Regions from separate parts of the Homo sapiens genome. Here region 2 is linked to region 1. Evidence: chromatin loops called from intact Hi-C (ENCODE). Cell type or tissue: Caco-2. All regions are shown on one strand. Links, peaks and the distances in the headings refer to the core of each region. The heading gives the core; the rest is flanking DNA. Region 1 overlaps IQCJ-SCHIP1 (IQCJ-SCHIP1 readthrough). Region 2 overlaps IQCJ-SCHIP1 (IQCJ-SCHIP1 readthrough).

What was found. Peaks named below come from ENCODE experiments on the same cell type or tissue, not always from the same donor. Only the 100,000 strongest peaks of a DNase experiment are listed, where the experiment ranks them.
Region 2: a loop joins it to region 1, with 2.5 times the contacts of the local background. A loop is called at or near these places in 5 of 110 quality-filtered maps.

What each region holds. Positions count from the first base shown.
Region 1 is chr3:159,626,809-159,636,375 of GRCh38, reverse strand. The region is part of intron 4 of IQCJ-SCHIP1 (IQCJ-SCHIP1 readthrough); the gene reads right to left. The region is part of intron 1 of SCHIP1 (schwannomin interacting protein 1); the gene reads right to left. Among named protein-coding and RNA genes, the nearest start is that of IQCJ-SCHIP1-AS1, 140 kb to the left of the region's middle. RefSeq lists an enhancer at 3,784-4,294. In Caco-2, for the core only: no CTCF peak of the experiment used is centred there; DNase peaks (open chromatin) are centred at 1,125 and 4,055.
Region 2 is chr3:159,795,147-159,803,146 of GRCh38, reverse strand. The region is part of intron 4 of IQCJ-SCHIP1 (IQCJ-SCHIP1 readthrough); the gene reads right to left. The region is part of intron 2 of SCHIP1 (schwannomin interacting protein 1); the gene reads right to left. It overlaps LOC101928351 (a long non-coding RNA gene), which reads left to right. Exons shown (of 4, transcript XR_007096144.1): 3 at 642-885; 4 at 3,763-4,046. Among named protein-coding and RNA genes, the nearest start is that of IQCJ-SCHIP1-AS1, 31 kb to the right of the region's middle. In Caco-2, for the core only: no CTCF peak of the experiment used is centred there; a DNase peak (open chromatin) is centred at 3,936.

The sequences.
Region 1 (9,567 bases), core at 1-8,000:
AATTTAAATGTAAAATATTGCAAAATTAGGCTGGGTGCGGTGGCTCATGCCTGTAATCCCAGCACTTTGGGAGGCCGAGGCAGGTGGATCACTTCAGGCCAGGAGTTCAAGACCAGCCTGGCCAACATGGTGAAACCCCGTCTCTACTAAAACTACAAAAATTAGCCGGGCATGGTGGCACATGCCTGTTGTCCCAGCTACTCTGGGGGCTAGGCAGGAGAATCACTTGAACCCAAAAGGCAAAGGCTGCAGTGAGCTGAGATTGTGCCACTGCACTCCAGCCTGGGCAGCAGAGCAGGACTCTGTCTCCAAAATAATAAAATAAAATAATAAAATATTGCAAAATTAAAACACTGCCAATAAAATCTCCATTTTTTTTCAAAAGAAAAATGGTTAGCATGAGATCTTTTCCATTGCATTCCACACCTGCCTACAAAACTAACAAAGTACAAGGCGTATACTTTCCTCTTTCTCCCAAATATCTATTAAGACAATGATAACTTTTATCAAGAAAAGAGCATAGTTTGATTCCTGAATGTTTATTTCTAAATCTCTTGTCCTCACAAAGAACTGCATTTGTGATTATGAAATGTCCTTCTTTACCTAAGTTTCGGTATGTTTTCAAATGAAAAGCTTTCAAATGAGAGTAAGCTGAAATGTTGAAATGAGAGTAAGCTGAAACATTTAAATGTTTTCAAATGAGAGTAAGGAAGCTAGACTCACAAAGGAGGAGAAATAATTTGTCATTCATCATTCATTTTCTCATTCATATACTCATCCAGAGGAAACATGGTGTCACACAGAAGAACCTGAGTCTCAATATCCCCTCAAGAAACTTACAAACCAGAAGGAAGAAGAAGCTATATTATAATTATATTACAGGCAGGATGGGAATCCCACAGGAATGGTATTTCACTATGCATAGATACTGCTCTATGGGTGGTCAAAACACTAAAATACTTCCATGTCAATTAGGTACAGCTACTCTTCTGGCCTCCCAAGCACCATCGTTGCCCCTCGAGTCCCTGACTAGAGACCCCCCATCCCTACCACCTCTCCCATGGTCCAGCAACTAAAAGTAGAAGGCTTGTGCTGGCTAGGAGCTCCTGCCCGACTGCTCCTCTGCTTGCTTGGCTAATGCCTGGGCAGTTGTGGTTGTGAAATATTTGACTTATCACTCATAGATAAATGATACAAAGAGAACAGGTTCATTGGGAAACAGCCTCCAGATGGATTTCAACTATCTGCAAAGTTAGAATTGTAAAAAGCAGAGTAAGAGGAATTGAAACTCCATTTTACAGCCTAGATTTGCAGAATATCTTCAGAAAATTCTGGTTCTTCTTATAATACAAAGACGAAGGTTGTAAGCAGGGCTGGCTACTAAAACGTGTGCATTTACAGATCAGGTGGAGCTCTCAAAAAACACAGGCATGGAAGTTTAGTTGCTTTGTTTGCCACCCATGATTTTCAGCTTGTGTTGTCAAATTTGCATTTGAAGGCGCTATTAAGCCATGGCATCAAAATAATGATGACAGTTGCTGCAAAATATAAGAAATCAAAAGGAAAAGGGGGGGAAAACTTCTGAAGAGAAGAATGGCTCCAAATGCGGTAATTATGCAGAGCTGTGACGAGCCTCATTCACATATAATGTATACTTTGGGCAAGGGAAGAAGTGCTGTACAAACAAATCTGAGAACAACCTGCAATTCCCATCAGCCACACACAGTGCAGGGGCTGCTTTTGTGGTCTAGACAAGAGTGACTCAGAAAAATAAGTAATTTGCAGTGGAGCACAGGCACTAAGGGAAATTTGTCAAAATCAGTGTGGAAGTCATAACAAAAGGAAGATAAATTTGGTTTCTTTGCCTTTGTGAAACCAACGACTAAACTGAGAGGTGGGCCTCTAACTGTTCAGCATTTCCTATTTGTTTATTCTGGCTGGAAAAACTTGAATTCTTACAGATTTTGATGAAATCTGATACACTGGTTTAAAAATAAATATTTGTTAACCAAAGTAATACACTTACATAGTTTATTTCTTTTTTTCTTATTTTTACGGTATGAAACATTACTAAAAGTAAACTAACCCTCTTCCATTCTTCATTTCTACCTCCCAGAGGCAATCCATTGCAACTCTTAATGACTTTTTCTTTTAAAATATACACTCTCTCTGCATTTCTAACTAGCATCTTAATATTACTATTGCTTATGTAACACATTTTAAACATAATCTCTTTATTTTCTGTTACTAAGCTCTCTAATTTACCCCCTAAAATCCTTGAAAAACAAATCCTCCAAACTTCCCCATATCCCATCCCTTCATATGTCACAATCTTTGGTTAAATCTATAGTCAGTCTTTGTTTTTGTCGCTAAATATTACTACTAAGTTGACTAGTGTTCTAAGATTACAGGTTTTTTTGAGTTAATTATTGCTTTTTTTACTGTTATGCGTAGGTCCATGTATGTATTTTCCCCACTCCAAATATTTCAAAAAACCCTCTAATGCCTATCACTAATATTTTCCAAATATTTCATCACATCAGATATCTGATTGTTCTAACCTTTCTTTAGTGGAAACTCTTTTTTTGGTTTATTTTCTTGTTTTGCTAAAAATGAATTCTCAATGTACTTCCTAATTAAGAGTGTATAGGATATATATTTCTTGAGCCATATATATGGAAAAATATATTTCTTCTTGCTTGTGCACTTGAGTTTTGATACGTCTGGTAGAAAATTTCATATTAAAATTACTTCCCTCTGAATTCCCAGGGAACTACTCCATTCTTTTCATGCTTCCAGTGTTGCTATTGAAGAGTCTGATGTCATTTTAATTTTTGAATTTTGTATGTGATTTACTTTTCTTCTCTGAAAGCTGTTAGGACTTTTTCTTTACTCCCAATGTTCTGCAATTTCACTGAGATGGTGTGCCCTGTGGGTGGGGCCCTTTCTCTCTCTCCCACCTCCATTTATTGTGCCGGGCATTGGTGGTACCTTTCAATTTGGAGACGTGTGCTTTTCAGGTCTGCCACATTTTTACATATTACATCTTTAATACATGTCACCCTCTGGCTTTTCTGTTGTCCCTTGTGGGATGAGCTTCCTTACAGAATAAATTCAAGGTTTATTATATGTATATAGATACCTGCAGTAGAAAGTGTGATATCTCAAAGGAGAAAAACACAGGGAAAATGAAGATTTTGTGTTAAAAATCTGTGTCCCAACCCTTAGTTCAATTCTGAAATTATGAGACTGCAGAGTTTAAAAGCAAAAGAATGAAATTCCAAGGTGTGGAATTTCAGGGTGTGGTCTGAGTTTTCAAGGGTGTGGCCATAAGTTTTCTCAGACCTAGGAGAAGGTTTTCACTGTTGGTGCTTATTCCCTGGGGCTATAACTGAACTAAATCTAGAGTCAACCTTCTGATACAACCCTAGAAGAAAAGGCAACTTTCATCTTCAGCACCTTATTTAGAAGTCTCCCACATGTGCCCCTTAACAGTTAAGGAGCTTTCAAGCTAGGGGTCCACATCTCCCCACCTTGTGGTTTAAACCTATCTTCTTTTGAAATATCCTGAGTATCATCAACATCAGGGACAGATTTCCTGGGAGCTCATCATAGTCCGTCCTCCCCTGGCAGTTCAGTTGCCCTTCAGTCAGACCAGCTCAAGACAAAACCCTGAGCAAACTAGCAGTGCTCTAGGTCTTTGCTTGATGATCCAATTCCATGGCAGGGCCCAGTTCTAAAACTATTTGTTCCAAGTTTGAGATACATGGCTACAATATCATTTGTGCTTTCTCTCTGACAAAGGGAAGGAGAGCAAGGTCCAGAAGCCAGTTGCTAATACAACAAAATTAGCTTCCCTCCTTTCCCCAAAATGGGAAAAGCCTTGGTGCCTGATGTTTGGTCCTACACAGCCAAAGGCCTCGCCCTGAGGGAGAGGGAGTCCCAGGAAGAAACTAGCTGATGTTTGCATCCCACCTCCTATTCAGTGGAAAGTTGTTATCTGACTCTTCTAATCTCTGCAGAGTCCTTCAGGCCAGCTGGGCAGCTGCATTCCAAGGGAGAAGTGTCTCTTTGAAGTTGGCGCCTGTAGACGTCTTGGCCTACATGGGGCTGCAGCGCAGAGCTAAAGCTTTGCAGAAGGCTCACAATAATCCGGATTCAGGCTACATCTCCTCCAAGAGGTTTTCTAGGGCAAGACGACACATAGCCACATTTTTCTAGTCCTCAAACGAGCTGGTTGCAAGGTTGTTGCCAGCCCTAGTACAATCTAGATGATGGCCTCTCCATTCCCAAGGGACTTCATACATAGCTAAAACATAGATTTAAAAAATCTTACCATATTTTTTTTTGTTTTCTTTCTTTTTGAAAAGTAAAATTTAGAGTTTTTAAAAACATAGAATACATATTCATTAAGGAAAAAAGAATACAAATAAGTGGAGAAAGTAAGAGATGAGGTGGGGGGTGCATATCACACAGAGAAACCATTGTTAATATTTAGAGATGTTCCATTTTTTTCCACTGCTTATTAAAAAAATTTTTTTGTGGTAAAATATAAAATTTACTATTTTAACCATGTTTAAGTGTAAAATTCAGTGGCACGAAATACATTCATAATCTTGTATAACCATCACAACTATCTAGAGTGTTTCATTATCTCAACCAGAAATTCTGTAACTATTAAGCGATAACTCCCTATTCCCCATTCCCTCCAGCCCCTGGTAACCTCTATTCTAATTTCTGTCTCTGTCGATTTGCCTACACAAAATAGCTCCTATTAGTGGAACCATACAATGTTGGCCTTTTGTTTCTGCCTTATTTCACTTAGCATAATATTTTCAAAGTTTATTGACAGGGTAGCGTGTGTCATAACTTAATTCCTTTTTATCCTTGAATAATATTTTATTGTATGTATTTACTTTGTTCATTGGCTGGTCAACACTTGTTTCTACCTTTTGGCTATTGTGACTCATGCCACTATGAACATTGGTCTTCAAGTGTCTGTTAGAGTTCCTGTTTTAAATTCTTTTGAGTATATACTTAGAAATGGAATTATGGGTCCATATAGTAATTCTATGTTTAAATTTTTGAGAAACCATCAAACTGTTTTCCACAGTAGTCACACCATTTTACATTCCCAGCTGCAATGCATGAGGGTTTTGATATCTCCATATTGTTGCCAACACTTGTTATTTTCTGGGTTTTTTTTTTTAAGTTTTAGTAATAGCCATCCTAGCATGTGTTAAGTAGTATCTTACTGTGGTTTTTATTTGCATTTCCCTAATTACTAATGATGTTCAGCACCTTTTCATGTACTTATTTCTCCTTTGTATGTTTTCTTTGGATAGATATCTTTTCAAATTCTTTGCCCACGTTTTAACTTTTTTTTTGGTACTTTCCTTGTAATTCAACTTTGGGTGAAAATGCACCACTACCCAAATCAGGAGGTTTGAATACCACATCTAATTTTAACACTATTATTTTTTAAGATTTTATCCAATTTCTTTTATTTCAATAGGCTTTTGGGGAACAGGTGGTGTTTGGTTACATGAATAAGTTCTTTAGTGGCGATTTCTGAGATTTTGGTGCACCCATCGCCCAAGCAGTGTACACCGTACCTAATTTGTAGTCTTTTATCCCTCACCTCCCTCCCTTTTCCTGTAGTCCCCAAAGTCCAATGTATCATTCTTATACCTTTGTGTCCTCATAGCTTAGCTCCACTTATGAGCGAGAATGTTTGTGTCCTCATAGCTTAGCTCCACTTACGAGTGAGAACGTATGATGTTTGGTTTTCCATTCCTGAGTTACTTCATTTAGAATAAGGGTCTCCAATTCCATCCAGGTTGCTGCAAATGCCATTATTTAGTTCCTTTTTATGGCTGAGTAGTATTCCATGGTGTATATATATATACCACATTTTCTTTATCCACATATACTCGTTGGTTGATGGGCATTTGGGCTGGTTCCATAGTTTTGCTATTGTGAATTGTGCTGCTATAAACATCTTTGCCCATTTAAAAATTGGATTGTTTCTCTTTTGTTTCTAGTCACTTTTTTACATAGTTTTAAAAAAAATTCTGTAGATGAGGTCATACAGTGTGGAATTTTTTCTTAATTTTCCGCATAACCATTGAGATTAATCATATGTGTGTTTTTCTTTCATCAGATTGAGCCCCTGAAGGTCAGTGATCAAGATTATGTCTCTGCTTCATTTTATGTATTCCCAATGTGCATCTCATATTTTAGTAAAGGGGAAATTGAAACTTTACAGTTTCATAAATGTGTAATGCTCTTTCATGCTTCTGGGGCTTTGTACATTCTCTTTGGCTGCCACTGTCTTTCCAATTTCCTTCATCTGCCTTATTTCCTTCTTACCCCTCATAATCCCAGCCTTCCCTGACTTTTAGAACAGAGTTGATAAGTTCCTGCTTTGTTCCGCCACTTATAATAGTGTCTTGCAATACTTTATTTACTTGTCTGTCCTCCCTCCTGGGCTGTGAGGTCCTTGACTGCAGAGTGCATGCCTTATTGGTCTTTGTATTCTCAGTGCCTGTCAAGGATTCTGGAACACAGCAGATATTTAATAAATGTGTGTTGAGTGAAGGAAATGTGGAAATTTGTTTTTAAAAATACAGGATTTGTTTATAAACATAAATGAGGCCCAGGGCTTTCACATGGTCTATTTTGTTTAATCTCTACAACAGCCTTGTGAAGGAGGTGGAATTGAGCCCACTTTACAGATGCAGAGGCTCAGGGAGGCTGTGACTTGCCCCAGGTCACATGCTGGTAAGTGTTGTCCTGCAACAAGTCACTTTCATTCTGGAAATCACAATTTGCTGTTGACTGCAACTGCCAGGCCTGTTGATAGGCATGATTCATCCTTTAAACTAACTGCCTGATCCCTGAACAATAAGATTTGGTAGGAATAAAGTGTTAATTCAGAAGCTCAAAGATAAAATGAAAGGTTTTGTACCAAAATGGGACAGGGTGAACTCATCTTTGGAAAAGCAAATTTCTGAAATAAGCAAATGGAGAAGACTTAGCCAGAAAAAGAAAATTCAGTGTTTTGTTTTTGTTTTTCTTTTTCTTTTTTCTTTTTTTAGACAGGGTCTCTTTCTGTTACCCAGAGTGGAGTGCAGTGGCTTGATCACAGGTCACTGCAGCCTGGACCTCCTGGGGTCTCAATGTCTTCTTAAGAGAATAATGTAATCAAGTTGTGTGTGTGTGTGTGTGTGTTTTTGTTTAACTTCAAGTAACTTGATGAGTTACAGATACAGAATATATTATGCATTATCATTACCGTATTTTCAGCATGTATAATTGATAGAATGTACTCTTTTGAGTTTATCATCTATTATTTTTAGGATAATGTCTAAATAAAGGAAGATTCACTTTTTTTACCTCATCTTTTGTGTATTTTATAGAGACAATTTTTCTTAAAGAGTGGGCTTTGTCTATTCTCCACCAACTGTATGTTTTTATGATTTTATGTTGTATTTTTAGTAAATTTTTACACATAAAAAATCTTTAAAACATAATCAGGTGCTGCTTTGATATCTTTAATATTTCAGATTTTATGGCCATGCTATAAAGGTCATTTTGTGTTTTGTTATTTTTTATATTGTTTTATTGACCTTGTTTTACACATAGAAAATGCCTGTTAATAGCTATGTGTCTACATGTATTGTTGGCTTTTCCTAAATTCTGGGTTTAAATAAACAGGTATACCTTTGGGTTCTCATACATCTTTTACTTTCAATTCTTGTATTTTTTTCCATTTCTAGAATGTTTGTGTAATTCTTTCTTACAGATTCCAGGTCTTTGGTGAAATTCTATATCTTGTTTTGCATTTTCTTGAACCTAATAATCATAGTTATTTTAAAGTATGTCTGAAAAATCCAATATCTGCATCACTTGTACGTCAGCTTCCATTTTCTGTTTTTCTTCTTCTCTTGGTCCTAGTTCTTGGCATGCATGGTAACTTTAGATGAATGTCAGACACTGTGCATGAAGTATTGAAGATGCTCTGGATGATGTTAACTATTTTCCCAAATATATTCTGTCAGACAGGAGCAAACCTCCACAATTCGACCCTAACCCTCACAGCTCGTTCCAAGCTTTGTAAGTTGTTTCTTCTTCTGTTCACCTACATTTCTTGAGTGTAGGTCTCTAGTGTAAGTCCCTGAGTGCTTAGAGGTCTTCTCCTCTTTGGTGAGCCTTGAACTCCAACTTTGATCTCACAGCTCTACAAGACTGCTAAAAACTCCACTCCTCAGTTACTTTGGCTTCTTAGCCTCTTGCTCTTCAAAACTTAAGAATTAGCAAATGTCCTGAGATGAAAACTTGGTTAAAATGATGGGTTCACTTTTCTGCATTAATTTATTTCTTAGGATCTTGGTTCCCAAAGTTCTGACTGCTTTAGTAAGCCCAACCCTTTCCTCCAGCCAAATGAGGTTATGGAAAGCTCTATGGGTTTTATCTACCTTTCAGCAGCTGCCTTCCGTCCAAAACCACGTAAGAGTCAGCAAACACTTTTACAAGCATTGCAAAGCACACAATATTGACATTGCCTCAATAAATTTCTCTTCTCTTCGGGATCTTGGCCTCCAAGTCCTGGCAGCCTCAGAAACCCTCCAGTAGATTTTAAAAATAATTTGATTCAGCCTATCAAGTTGTTCTTCAGATGAATATTTTTCTTCATCATAGGCTCAACCTGGCTAGGCCATCTCACTAGGCGATGAACTCCCAGATAAGCAACATAGCACAACTTACTGGGAAGAATATGCCAGATAGACTTAGGTGCAAATCCTGGCTCAACCAGTTTCTAACCAATTTCTAGCTCTTGGGCAATTATTTTACATCTTTGATTCTTCATTTGTGTATCTGTAAAATGGGAATTATAATAGTACTTCCCTCATAGGGTGAGGATTAAATGAGGTAATTTGCTGAGAATAGTGTCTGGCAGACAGCCAGTGCCAAGTAAATGTTGTTTTCCTGTCTTTTCTCTGCCTGGGGCCATTCCTGTGGATAAAATATATTTGCCTCACCATGCAGTTTGAGAGAAAATAAAATATTTAAATAAATCTTTTACGGATAACTTAGAAGATTCTCTGCTACCATAGTGGCGTGGAGAAGTCCATGGTCTATAATTTCACTAATAATTACAAAAATGCCACAGTCTTTGCGGGGACATGGATGAAGCTGAAAACCATCATTCTCAGCAAACTAACACAGGAACAGAAAACCAAACAGTGCATGTTCTCATGCATAAGTGGGAGTTGAACAATGAGAACACATGGACACAGGGAGTGGAACAACACACACCGGGGCCCGTCGGGGTGGGGGCAAAGGGAGGGAGAGCATTAGAACAAATACCTAATGCACGTGGGGTTTAAAACCTAGATGATGGGTTGATAGCTGCAGCAAACCACCATGGCACATGTATAGCTATGTAAAAAACCTGCACATTCTGCACTTGTATCCCAGAACTTAAAAGCCTCAGTCAAATGGCAGCTGACTGGCAATATAATACTGTTTTGTCTAGGACACTTGCCAATCCCAATGCATGTA
Region 2 (8,000 bases), core at 1-8,000, 170 kb before region 1:
TAGGATAAGAATACATTCTCCAGCCTCTCTTGCAGCATGTGTGTGAGGTCACAACCATGTGACTAAATTCCGGCTAACTGAATTTAAGCAGAGGTGTCACGTGTGACTTCTGGGAAGTGTCCTTAAAGGAAAGGAGATGTGTTCTTCTTCTTCCCTTTCTCCTTCCTACAGTCAATTACAACACAATAGCAGGTCTTTAAGGAGCCAACTTGGACCATGAGGCAGAAAGCCATGTATTGAGGATGAGCAGGATTGAAAAAAGAAAAAACCTTCAGTCATCTTGAACCTGCCTTAAGACTCCTGACCTCCACACTTCTTTTACATGCATGAGAAATAAGCTACTATCCTTTCTGAAGTCCTAGCATTTTAGATTTTCTGTCACTTACACCTAAACCTAATCCAAACTGATACTTTGCTATATCCACTGTTTATGTTTTCTCTATTCATCATCACGACAAGCCACTTACAAATGGAGTATGGATTCATCAGTCATTCCCATCATACTCCCAAAATCCCACTCACAACCTCCAGAATGAATTCCACCCACAGTATAACATCAGAAAGGTCACCTCTCAGACATGGAAAGAAATAGAATTCTTTTTTTTAAAATCAGGCACAAAACCCTTTTGTTTATTTTACAGAAAACCCTATCTATTGAAGATGACTGCTTTCTTCTACTGTAGCTGGCAATTTTATGAAATGAAGAAAATTTGCTCTAGTTGCAAGTGACACACACCTCTTAAATGTCTGCTATCAATTAAAAGTAAAATACTGGTTACTTGCAACTATCAATTAGATACAATGCACTCCAGGAGATCAGGAGCCTTGGCATTCAGACATAGGAGCATTTTTTTGGCTTTGCCATTTACTTGCAATGTGACCTTGGTAAGTGACTTAACCTCTTTTTCAGTTTCTTTATCTATAAAATGAAACCTCATACAGTACCTGCCAAAAAATAAAAATAAATAAATAAGCTAATATGGACAATGCACCCAGCACATAAAGGTGTTACAATAACAAAAGGCCCTCTTTGTTCTTTTGTTTTTTATTGGTATAAATGAAAGGTTATGGATTTTAAGTCCATAGACCTGTGATTTAATAAGGTTTAGTCTCTAAAATTGACTAATTTTATAACCATGGTGGCCTTAACTTCCTTAAGACTTAGTTTCTTCAACTGTCAATCACACTTATAATGACAATAGTGATATTATTAATTGTAGCAATAACAACTGTAAACACATTGTATGGTTAGCAGGTGCTGTGGGCTGCATCAAGTTCTTTTGTTTTTATGATTTCATTAAAATCTGAGTTTTTTTCCTACCTCGTGCAGATGTTTTTAAGGATATAAATAGAAAGAAAAAGTGATTATAAGGATACTGTGTGTACCAGAATTTTAAAAAATTGTAAGGTATATAGAAATATAGAATTTTTATTGAATAAATAACTCCCTTTAAAAGAAGATACTCTGATTTTTAGAAAGTGAAAGATTTTGATTATAACAGGAGGTTAATTTTTTTTCCTTTTCAAAACTTGTACTTAATTTAAGAAGTAATGTAAAATTTTATTATGCCAAAACAGAGGCACACACTTATGGAACTGCTTACCATAAAAGTGATAACAAAATGTCCATGCAGAATAGACTGGTTTTCTCTCTTTTCTACTTTAAATAGTCTTCATCATTTGATTCAGGAAAAAGTATCTGATAATTCCCAAGAAAAGTATATTATGTACTCATATATACTGGGTGTAAGTATGGATTTAATGCATCTGCATGTACTTTCTTTCTTTTACTTACAAACAAATGTTTATGTTCTAGAACACAGGTTTGTAAATTGACTAGACATCAGAAATTTCTCCCCTTAGAGAAACAACATTTATAACCATATCTTACTTACAGTAACTGTTACCATCCCCAACTGAAAATTCTTCCTGATATAAAATACTTGTATACAGAAACTTACTTTTGTATATAGCTTTTCCATAAATTCAAGAAAATTTTGGCTAAATTTGAGTCACTCGTATTTGATATAATGAGAGACTAAAGGACCCAGGACTGGGGAGTGAAAAGGAAGAAAAGCAGATGCCAGCAGTGGACGTTTTTACAAGGCAGCCTTGGAAAAGATAAAGGAAGAATCCAGCCCACAGATGATTAAAAACTGCATATTAAAAAAAAAAAAAAACAGACTTAGTTGCCAACATTTAAATATAGAAATTTTCACATAAAAATCCTATGACCTGCATTTTTGGTACAGCCACAAACAGCTGGCCATGCACAGTGCTATGGAGGTCCTTTTAGGCTGGCCCACTTTCACTCTCCATTTGTGGGGAAGCATCCCTCATTTAGAAATCTGCCTGGATTGTATTAAAGGCATATGAATTTAAGGTATCTGAGCTCGCACACATACCTCTGCCCTGTATAAAAATGAATGTTAGGGAAACTGCAGGTCATGGGCCCTTAACAACAAAAGAAAGATCTGGCATGGTTAGCTTTTCCTTATGTCACTAGGACCTTCACGGGCCACCAGTCAGTAAAGGCCCCATGTGGAGAATCACTGTCATGCAGCCACAGAGCAGCAATTACTATTGAGGTCACTGTTCCTCAGACCCAATGGTCTTGATGCAAAGTTCACGTTCTTGCTCCAGATACCATCTGTGTACCATAAAGCTCATAACAATATTCTGCCCCTTTAAGTGTCTGAGTTTCCGACCCTGGCTTTGAATTGGTTCCCTTCTAGTACTTGTTAGTGAGGGAGGGGGCAGCCCCAAAAAGGGCTGCTGGAGCAGGTGTGACATTATCCTGGTAAGAGATATCCCCAGAGATCTCTGCGCATTGGAGAGGTGGGCCTGAGTAATAACTGCTCAATTACACTCGACTTCTCCTTCTAAAGGTGGGTTCAGGGAGGTGGGTATCAACTTGGTCATAAAATCAGAGTGTTATCTGTGTTTTGTTTACATTCATTTACTCATAGACTCATCTGTGTTTTATGTTGAATGTAGCTCCACTGAGGTAGGGGCTTTGTTTTGTTCACTACCATACCCTTTGAAGTTAGTGCATGGCACATAATAGATACTCAATTAATATGTGGGGAATAAGTGAATGAATGAAAGCACTACTTTCTTCTTCCTGGAAGCCTTCCAAGATCAGTCCTCCATCATCTCTCATCTGGAGGACTTCAACTGGGGGTCCCAACTGAACTAGACCCCAGGCAATGGTGTAGCTACCCCTCAAATCTAATATCTACCTTAAGTTATCTTTCTAGAATCCAAATCTGTTGCATCACTTCTCCACTTAAAATGCTGCAATAAGTTTCTCACTATTCTTAGGATAAAGTCCAAATTTTAAAATGAGGCTGAGAAGGCCCTTTTAATCTGGCCCCAACCCATCCCTCCTGTCCTAGGCAGCCTTACGAAACTTCTGTGTGCCAGGCTCTCTCTTGCACTCCCACCAGACTGTATGGCAAGCTCCTAACTCACTCATCAGGTCTCAGCTTAAGTCTTCCATACGTTCTCACCACTACCACATATTCCCTTATTATCACACTTACACATATTCCCTTATTATCACACTTAAACCTGTTGGATTGTCTGTCAGTTGGCCAGCAGGCTTGTCCGTCTTGTGACAAGACACCTGTATCCCCGGTCACCCGTATCCCTGGCACTCCTCAAGAAGGCAGCAAGGAGACTTTTATTGGATAAACATATATTTTGTGTGCCAGGTTCAGTGCCATCCTCTTTGTAATCCTCTACTTCATTATTTCACAGATGAGAGAGAAGTTGATGCTCAGCGAGGTGAAGTAATTTGCCCAGGGTTAAGATTCAAATGCAAGTCTGGGGACCCTGAAGTCTGCTTCTTTTCACTGTGCTGCGTAGTGGCCTTAGCCTTTCCTTTCTAACAGAGAAGCCAAGACAGCATACCTGTGTCTGAGTGCCCCAGTGGTGTGCACATCTATTACCTCAGGAAGAAAGAATGTCTGAGGAGACGAAATTTGCAAACAGTTACAAAGGACTGCACACACAAATATGAATAAAGCCTCTTGAACACCAGAGTAAAGGAATGTAGGTCAAATAATTGCCCTGTTCAGTGTCTCCCTCTCCCTCTTCATTACCCAACTCCTCTCATTTGCATACATGAGGCCCCAAGTGGAAGATAACTTGGTGGAAAATTCCAGGAGCTTTGCAACTATCATTAAAAGCAAAAGTTCAAGAAATAAGGAAAGAATTTTAAATTCACTTTGTTTTAACTCATGATTATTCTAATTTAAAAGCTCAGATTTAGTAATGTGTTCAGAGCCAACTAGGCATAGAAAACTGTAGCAAGCCTCTGGAAAAATAAGCCTTGTTTGGCTGTTTTTTTTGGTTGTTGTTGTTGTTGTTTTGTTTTTGTTTTTTGAGACAGAGTCTCACTCTGTTGCCTAGTCTGGAGTGCAATGGCATGATATCGGCTCACTGCAACCTCCGCCTCCTGGGTTGAAGCGATTCTCGTGCCTCAGGCTCCCGAGTAGCTGGGATTACAGGTGTGCACCACCACGCCCAACTAATTTTTGCATTTTTAGTAGAGACAGGGTTTCACCATGTTGGCCAGGCTGGTCTCGAACTCCTGACCTCAAGTGATCCCCCCGCTTCTGCCTTCCAAAATGCTGGGATTACGGGCGTGAACCACTGCGCCTGGCCTTGTTTGGCTGTTATGAAAACAAAGTAAATCATGATAATGAAGAAGAAAAAGATAAGGAAAAATAACTAACAGTAATTTTGAGCCAGGTACACACATTGCCATTTAAACCTCCTAAAAAGCCTGTGAAATTAAGTAGTATTAATACTCCCATTTTACAGATGTCAAAATTAAGGCACAGAGATGTCAAGTAATTTGCTCAAGGTCACATGGCTAGCAGAAACAGAAAAGATTAAGATCCAGTCCAGCTATTTCCAAAACCTGCTCTTATTCCGCAAAGCCAGCTTTCCAGTTTGTGTAATACTAATTGTTATATAAAATTTATAGGAGGCCATTGGTTTGAACTGAGCTCCTGTATTAGACCCAACAGACCAAAACCAAAATAGAGTTATTCATGCTGAAGTTCCATGCCACCAAGTTGAAACTAAGTTGTTCATCTGACCTTTCAAGAAACCAGCAGAGAAACATAACAGCCAAATTACCAAACAGGCCAGTTTTAGCTGGCATAAGGAAGCCCCCTCTGCTTTAACCTTTGCAAAGAAAGTAACTGAAACAAACAATCAATTTTCTGCTGCCTCTTCCTGCTTTCCTCCACCCTTTCCTCTCTATAAAGTCAACTTCCTCTGCTCAGCTTATTGGAATACTCATTCTGTTCCATAGAATGAGGTGTTGCCTAATTCTAGAATTGCAAATAAAAACTAAAGATCTTACCCCATCTCTACTAAAAATACAAAAAAATTAGCTGAGTGTAGTGGCAGGCACCTGTAGTCCCAGCTACTTGGGAGGCTGAGGCAGGGGAATGGTGTGAACCTGGGAGGCAGAGCTTGCAGTGAGCCAAGATCGTGCCACTGCACTCCAGCCTGGGCAACAGAGCAAGACACTGTCTCAAAAAAAAAAAAAAGATCTTTAAATTTGCTTGCTTGTAAGTTTGTTTTTTGAGAAATGTAAGTGACATTTTCTAATCATTAGATTTACATTTGTTCCAGAAGATTTTATTTCAAAATATAGCACAGAATTAGACTAATAACATTTCAATCTTACCAATGTGTTCTTCACAATAAGAAACTGCATGAAGTTGGTATCATGCTTAATTCATTTTAAAGTAAAAATGGAAAGGAAGAAAGAAAAATCCTTTAGAGGAAGAATCTGAAGGTAAGACTGAGGAAATTACAAGTGACTGTATAAGCTCCACATTTTAACCTAAGAGAAACTAAAGGGCATTCAATAAAATCAAGTTTTACAGTGATGTGCTAGATACTGTTTCCAAGAGGGACAAAATAAATATTCAAGTTCAAAAGCATGCAACAACCTTACCAACTTATAAATAGTATGCTTTAGAAATGAGTGGTACTGTTGCCTCCTATTAATCTAGAGGATTTTACAAAACAAAACAAACAAAAAACACAGTCCTTTATGTAAAAAATAATTGTGAAGGGTTTGAGGTTGAACATGTAGATGTGGATCTCCTGGGCAACAGAAAGCTTAAGACCAAACATAACAGAAAAAGTCAGTTAGTCATGGAAAACTGTAATAATTCAGTAGCTGGTTAAGTCCTTGTTCTAACCAAATGACATCATCGGGAAGAAAGACACTGTGGTGCTTGTCCAGAAAATTTCAGTCATTTCCCTTCCTGTCATACAGAGTATATGGTTTTAGTTTTACCTCCCTTTCATGACTTTTGCCTTGATACTCTCCAAGGGTGATTATTACTTCACTTCCCCATGGTCAATGTCAGGTCTTTCTGTCACCCCCAAATATTTAATAGGTCAGTACTTTGCTGTAAGACAATGGTTCTCAATTCTTTGCATTGCATCTTATGCCCCAAATCAAAACTCCAAATTTTTTTACCATCATGATCATGAACTAAAAAGTGTCAGGAGAGGGGGGCTGTAGCTAAGCAGATGGCTTTCTCCCTGTCACCTGCAGATGTCATTGCTCCAGTCACGCTATGTTCACATTTTACATCGCTGCTTTCCTCTGGGAAATCTGGGAAGGCTGGGTGCATGATCACTCCTCCCTGGCAGGTCTCCCTTGCAAGCAGCACATCAAAGACTCACTGAGTTCCAAGCAGTCACTTTGTGCCAGCCCAACAACCAACACTCCTCCGATTCCTCAATGCTTCCCCCTTCCCTCTCCCCCTAGCTTCTGATGATTCAACGTGCTTTATATGGCTTGTATTTCTGCTGTTCTCTCTTCTACTGCCCCCAACTTGTCTTAGTTCGGGAGTACCTTTTCTTAAAACTAGTATCTCCCCACTAGAATGCATTCTCACCACCATCAGACACCACTCCCCAACAAACCTCTTTCATTCCATCTTCTACACTGTGTCCAGTGATCTATCTGACCTGCAGTGGCTCTGCCCAAATCCAAGCACCTTAGCATACATAAGGCCTGCTATGATCTACTTTTTGCCTCCATCCTTGTCTGTGGTTCACCTAATCTTAGTTCTTACACATTCATATGGCTTGCTTCCTTTAAAATGCAGTTTGCCAAACTCTAACCTCAGTGATTTTGATTCATTATGCCTGGGGAGAGGCCCAGAATCTGCACATCAAATGCTACTAATATATATCTGATGCAGCAAAACCCTGGAGAAACATTGCTCCACAGCCTCCCTCTTACTATTGGCTTCCGTCAACACATCCTACTCCATGGCCATATGGTCCCCAGAGCAAACTGCTCTTCCTTGTCTCCATAATTTTACACACGTTGTTCCCTCTGCCTGGAATATCTCCTTCCACATCCTCCTGGCAAATTTCTAATTATTTTTCAGGACCCAGCTCAAGATTCTCCTCCTCTAACCTACCCAAATGAAGTGAACACTTTCTTTGGACCACCACTGTGTCTATAGCATAGTTTTACCACATTTATTACTCAGTCCAGGGACTCTTTGCATGTCAGGAACCCCTGTCTGGGTATCAGAGGTATAGTTTCCAGTCCCAGCTCTGACCCCTTACTGGCCGTGATGTCTTGGGCAAGTTACTTAGCATCTGTAAGTCTCATCTGGAAATTGAGCCAACAGAAGTACCTATCCCATTCACCTGTTGGTACTATCCTGGGAAGTACTATTACTAGTGAGGAAACTGAGGCAGAGAGATTAAGTAAATTTCCAAAGATCACATAGCTAGTGAGTGGAAGAGCTGGGATTAGCCTTGAAGCAGTCTGGCTCATGCCCACATTCTTAACCACTGGAGACCTATCTTCCCTACTAGGAAATAGGCTGGCTAGGGAAGGTTAGTTGCGCTGCCAAATGTCTAAGTTTGGTTCTATCCTGCTCTAAGGTCACGGAGAGTCTTTAGCAGACCGTGTTTAGCAGAAGAATTGGAGCAGA